Linked DNA regions of Homo sapiens: region 1 is linked to region 2. A link is a loop called in an ENCODE intact Hi-C map of the cell type or tissue named here. Cell type or tissue: CD14-positive monocyte. All regions are shown on one strand. Links, peaks and the distances in the headings refer to the core of each region. The heading gives the core; the rest is flanking DNA.

The links. Hi-C counts contacts between places; a loop is a spot of excess contacts. Peaks named below come from ENCODE experiments on the same cell type or tissue, not always from the same donor. Only the 100,000 strongest peaks of a DNase experiment are listed, where the experiment ranks them.
Region 1: it touches region 2 in a loop (3-fold over the local background); 3 of 110 quality-filtered maps call a loop at or near these places.

Annotation. Positions count from the first base shown.
Region 1 is chr9:99,633,045-99,635,967 of GRCh38, forward strand. The region is part of intron 3 of LOC101928438 (a long non-coding RNA gene); the gene reads right to left. Among named protein-coding and RNA genes, the nearest start is that of NR4A3, 190 kb to the right of the region's middle. In CD14-positive monocyte, for the core only: no CTCF peak of the experiment used is centred there; DNase peaks (open chromatin) are centred at 437 and 1,327; H3K27ac peaks cover 1,869 bases.
Region 2 is chr9:99,579,008-99,581,930 of GRCh38, forward strand. No RefSeq gene overlaps it. Among named protein-coding and RNA genes, the nearest start is that of NAMA, 210 kb to the left of the region's middle. In CD14-positive monocyte, for the core only: CTCF peaks have their summits at 1,458 and 1,659; DNase peaks (open chromatin) are centred at 384, 1,164 and 2,494; H3K4me3 peaks cover 1,096 bases; H3K27ac peaks cover 2,500 bases.

The DNA of each region.
Region 1 (2,923 bases), core at 274-2,773, 54 kb after region 2:
AAATGACACTATGCAAAAAATATTGTATATTTGCAAATGAAAGTAACTTCACAATTTGGAAAGAATATTTTATTTATGTAGTTCCATTTTCTTAAAAAACTGCTTTTTCTTAAAGAAAAGTATTTCTGTAATTTCAAAATATATATATCTTAGGTCTAGAGTCAAAGTATTATAAATATTCTCTCACAAATCTAAATTATAATTCTTAACAATCCACAAAGAGCTTCCAAAATACTTGAATTATTATAGATTATAAAATTCTAGAATGTGTCTTGCCATTAAAAATATCAAGTACAATTTGCCCTTAATTTCTTCAAAAAAGAAAGAATTATGACCAGATGGAATGGAATATAAATATGCAAAATGCTAACCTATTTATAATATATGACCAGTAAGAAAGATGGGAAAGGGGAACTGAGAACATGTTGCCAAAAAGAAAAGTGACTAAAGGGAGATTTTGATAATTGTTACTAAGTTTCTGAACTTGATAGTTTTTATTAAGTTTCTAAACATTGAGAAGAAGTTATGAAAGCACAATTTAATGAATCTGTAGAACACCTAAGAATGAAAAGATGAGAGGGAGGTAAGCAAATATCCACTTTCTTCTTAGAGTGCTCTTACTTTCATAGCTTCATGTTTTAAAACAGTAAAATATTTTACATAAACATTATTAGAAGCATGAGACTTAAAAGTCCTGAACATAGAAACCAATGAAAATTTCTCTAAGCTTGAATTCTGTTTCTACTGTCTTTTCTCATCTTCATATCTAAGACTCTATGACGTGGCCGGACGCAGTGGCTCACGCTTGTAATCCCAGCACTTTGGGAGGCTGAGGCGGGTGGATCATGAGGTCAAGAGATCGAGACCATCCTGGCCAACATGGTGAAACCCTGTCTCTACTAAAAATACAAAAATTAGCCGGATGTGGTGGCAGGTGCCTGTAGTCCCAGCTACTCGGGAGGCTGAGGCAGGAGAATCACTTGAATCCAGGAGGTGGAGGTTGCAGTGAGCCGAGATTGTGCCACTGCACTCCAGCCTGGCAACAGAGTGAGACTCCGTCTCAAAAAAAAAAACAAAAACAAACAAAAAAAAAACTATGAGAATCTATGACGTATGGAGACCAGTTCATTGAAAAAATGAAGGTGAAAATAGTTGAGATTATTACATCTTTAGCCTCCAATCATATTTGTTTTAGGCAGGTATTATTTCATCTTGCCTAGTTCTGTGAAATGCTCTCATAAAAGTCCCCGACTCTCACCGTTTCTATCATAAATGTCCCTAATTCCCACCATGCTCTCAGACATATGGAAGAGCTCCTTTCTTGAATTTGTGACTCATATAGTTGTAACTTCACTTGCAGCATCAGTTTCAGTTTAAGTTCCCTTTATTGTCTCCTCTGAGGATATGGAAAGTTAGAAGCTGTCCAACAATTTCAGGCCAAAGAAATAGTATTGAACGGAATGATCAGTATTAGCATGGGTAGAAATGGAAATTACCATATAAATTATTTATCTGCATGGTTGAATTTGTTTGCACTTAACAAGTCAACTATGGGCAAGACACACTGCAGAATGATTCCAAGAATTAAAAACAGGCATTTATCTATTTGTCTGTTTTATTCTTGCCTCATTTCACAATGTAAACACAAAGAAATGCTTATAATAAAACTGAAAAATATAAGTCGAAAATAAAACAACAGGACAAAGTAAAATATAAATTAGAATGAGAAGTACAGGCCAGGAAGAAAATAAGCACAAATAGGCAACTCCAATGCCCTCTCACAGTTGTGGAATACAGAGTTCAATCTGATCTTCCAGAATGCCACAGCAAAAGGAAAGCACTTTGTTATTATTCATGATGCTGAAATGCTGTTATCCATCTGGGGAAGGAAAACTTCATTACTTACCTCTAATATAAATATCTCAAAATGGGATTGGGTAATGTGGTATAATGCCCTTAACCATGGTACTGGTTATTTTCCATTTGTTTCTCCACCTTGACTTTACTCTCCGCCTTTCTCTCCGTTCTGTGCCATAGGAGGCTTATCCTGCAGACCAGCTTTCCCAGGCTCCCTTGCTGGTTGGCTTCAGGTTGGGTTTGGCTGGAGACTAAAAGTCAGGACATGAGGGAGGCTGGAGAATTACTTCCTTGCTTCATCTTTGCTTTGGGCCCCACTTCTGTTACAGGCTACATTCCTTCAGGACCACAGCTATGTGGGGTGGCACTTCCCACGACTCCAATAGCCCTTCAGCTTTAAACTGTAATCCCTTACCACTTTGCTAAACTCTAGCTGCCTCTACATTTTTTCTTGATTCTCTTAACTCTGTTCACACCTGCCATCATTAAAGACTCTTTTTTTGAATAAATGGTGTGAATTTGTTTTCTTTCCAGGACTCCGATTGATACACATGAGTTCCCATAGCAAAGTATATTTTAAAAGCCTGCTTCTCAAAAGAAATGAAGGAACATAACAATAGCCTTCACAGGTATCTCAATGAAAATACCTCCAAAAGAGCCAAGAAAATATTTTCCAAGTATACAAAAACTGGCCATCTAGGGCAGCACTATTCAATAGAACTTTCTAAGATAATGGATATCTGTGTTGCCCAATATATTAGCCATAAATAATGTGTGGCTATTAAGCTCCTGAAACATGGTAGTGGGATTAAGAAACTAAATTTTTAATTTTATTTAATTAAGATTAATTTACATTTACATTTAAGTAGCCACATGTGAGTGGCTACCCTACTGCACAATGCAGGTCTATATTAATCCAAGGATAAAAATCCAGAGACTATCTGAATACATAGTATAAAAATTTTAAGTGAAACAACTCAGATACAGAAATACAGATACCGCATGTTCTCTCTTATAAGTGGTAGCTAAACAATGTGTACACATGGACATAGAGTGTGAAATGAGA
Region 2 (2,923 bases), core at 209-2,708:
TACTTGGATTATTCACTCTTCTGTATTATTGCCTTCCTGTAATCCAATTAAACAAAGACTTTCCTGAGTGCTACTTGGGGTCAAACTCTGTGCTGGGACAGGAACCAGGCATGCATCCACATTATCCCACCTATTATATTAGGATCTCTCTATCTGGGGACAGGAGTCAAACACGTACCCCATTCGCTAGTATCCAGAGGGAAATTAAATACATGCTGTGTGAAAGTTCAAGCAATGGGCTATGCCAATGGGACTTTCATTGACAGAGATGGAAATACAAAGGGATGGGAAGAGCATTGCAGGCAGGTAGAAAGATCTGAGACAAGCCCAGAGGCATGATAGTGCACGGAGTATTCAGGAAGGATATGAGGTTTTGAAAATGGTGACGTGGCTACATGGCATCACAGGGTATGACTCCTGGCTTTATCTTTGAACTGGTCTTATATCAACCTTTCCATTCAACTGTTAGTAAATACATATTTGTTGAGTGCCTATTAGGGGCCAGGCACTGTTTTGAGTGCTAGGGATACAGCAGTCAACAAGATACCCTCATTCATGACCCTTCCAAGGTAACAGAAGGCTACATGTAGTTCATCAAATAAAATAAAAATATGTCAGGTGGTGGTAAGTGCAATGAAGGACAACATACAGAGTAATGGGACAGAGAGTGGGGGGAAGGTTGCTTTTGTAGGTAGAGCTATCAGAGAAGGCTCTTTGATGAGGTAATCTTTTAGCACATATCTGAATGGAATGGCGGGTGAGCTATGAAGATATCTGGTATGAAGCTGTCATAGGCAGAGAGAGAAAAATATAGATGCCTGGAAAATGAACGATGTTTCTCACTTTTGAGGAATAGCAAACGAGGCTGGCGAAAAGGTGGTGAGGAAATGAGATCCAACCTGTTGTAGGGCTCTGGGCCATGTGGGGTCCTGTTCATTGAGTAAGAACTTTGGAGTGTGCTCTCAATGCAGTAGGAAGCCGCTGGAAGGCTGTTGGTGAACCAAGCATTACAGCCACGTGAGCGATTCTAAATCTCCTGGGAAATCTAAGTTCTGTCCTACTGCAGGGCTTTTACCCATGCTGTGCCCTCTGCCAAGAATGTCTTTCCCCCACTCTTTACTGGGCCATTGCCTACTCCCCTTAGGGAAGTGTCTTTACTTCCCTTTTGTAGCACTTACCAAAAGGAACATTACACAATCATATGCATAACTTTCATTTCTCACTGTTTCTTCCACTAGATAGGGAGCTCCGTGAGGTAAGACAGTGTGGCTGTCCTCTTTATGCCTGTATCTTCAGTATCCAGTACAGGGTCTGATTTTTAAGAGGTGCTCAATAAATATTTATCAAATTAATGTGAAAATAAATGAAAGATAAAGATGAAAAGTCAAGTTGGAGCCTCTAACCCTGCAGTAGAGAAGCAACTCTGGCCTGCAGATCATAGAATGGCCACATGGAAAGCATATTAAGGGTGCAGTTCAGGGTACGATTCTGCCCAGCCCCTAATAACCATGGGCAAGAGAAATGGAAAGGAATTGAGACTGGAGGCAGAAAGAATAGAAAGCAATGTTTAAAGCTGTTTGATAGACTTCCTTTCCTGTGCAAAATTTTCATATTTGGGAGAAATGTATGTGTTATAGAGGATTTCATGAATTTAGGGATTTACCAAGGTCTGAGTAATGCTGCAGTGTATGGTGATAACAGTCAATGATTGCTAGTAGTATGATCAAACAACAACAAGAAGTACCAAGTAGCAGAGATTATACTATACAAGAGTCAGGAGATCTGAGTTTGTTCATCCATTTATTAATTTATTCAATCATTATTCATGCAACAAAATTGATTACTGACCACATGGTAGGGGCCAGGCCCTATGATAGGCACTGGATTTAGGTTCTGTTTGTTACCTACTAAGCATGCAAACTTGGGCAAGGCATTTAACATCTCTGTACAAGGAGGAAAAGAATCATTTATAAGGGAGTGGTCTTCCCCATTAAAGGAAAAGACAAAGCCCTCCATACTTTGTTCAGAGATCTGGGTTTCCAGATGGAGAGGTATGATGAGTAAAAGGCCTAAATTCTGTCTCCTTGAGTTTCCTTTTCCTCATAGAGTTCTAACTTGGATTCCTCTGGCACACCCAAAGAGTCTGGAATGGTTTCTATCATCTCCTTCGTGGCCTAGTAAAATCCCTACTTGTCCCCCAGGGCCCACATTAAATGTCTGAGCTCTTGAAACCTTCATTGGCTCTCTATTCCCTTAGCAAAATAAATCCCTCCCATCTGCCCCACTTTGAATGCTCAGCTCATCAATTTGTTGTGCAGCTGACTTCTCCATGTGATTGGAAGGTGGGTTCTTCTGAGAAGCATGTTTTCTTCCCTCTGTCTCTCCAGCCTTTGGCTAAGTGTCTGGCCCAGAATATATTGTCTGTAGTTAAATGGATAAAAAGTCACCAGTCCAGCAGAATAGCTGATAAGTGACACAATGGTGGAAGGAAGTCTGAACAGACTTACTATGACTCAGAAAAAGACACCTCTCAACTAAGCTAGCTAAGAATATCAGTAACTACTCACTGAGGGACACTGAGAGACCAGGGGGCCTCGGGGGTGGGAGGTAGGGGGTTGAGTTAATGGAACTTGCTTGTAGAAGACAGAAGGGTGGTCAATTATTTATTTTCCTTAATAAAATTATATTACACCCCATATCTTTGTAAGTTAGAGGTAGATGATGGCTTACTGAACTGTCTGTGCAGAGATGTGCCCAGGTCTTCAGATGGAAGTTTGAGCCTCAAATGACACACCCTTGAGGCCTATTGTGCCTTGGGCATCTCTAGCTCAGGGATGCTAATACTTTTTCTAATAGAATGTTAATAATTAAGGAACAAAGACATCCATCCTAAGTAGTGTGGTTGTTCCAGATATAGCAAAAC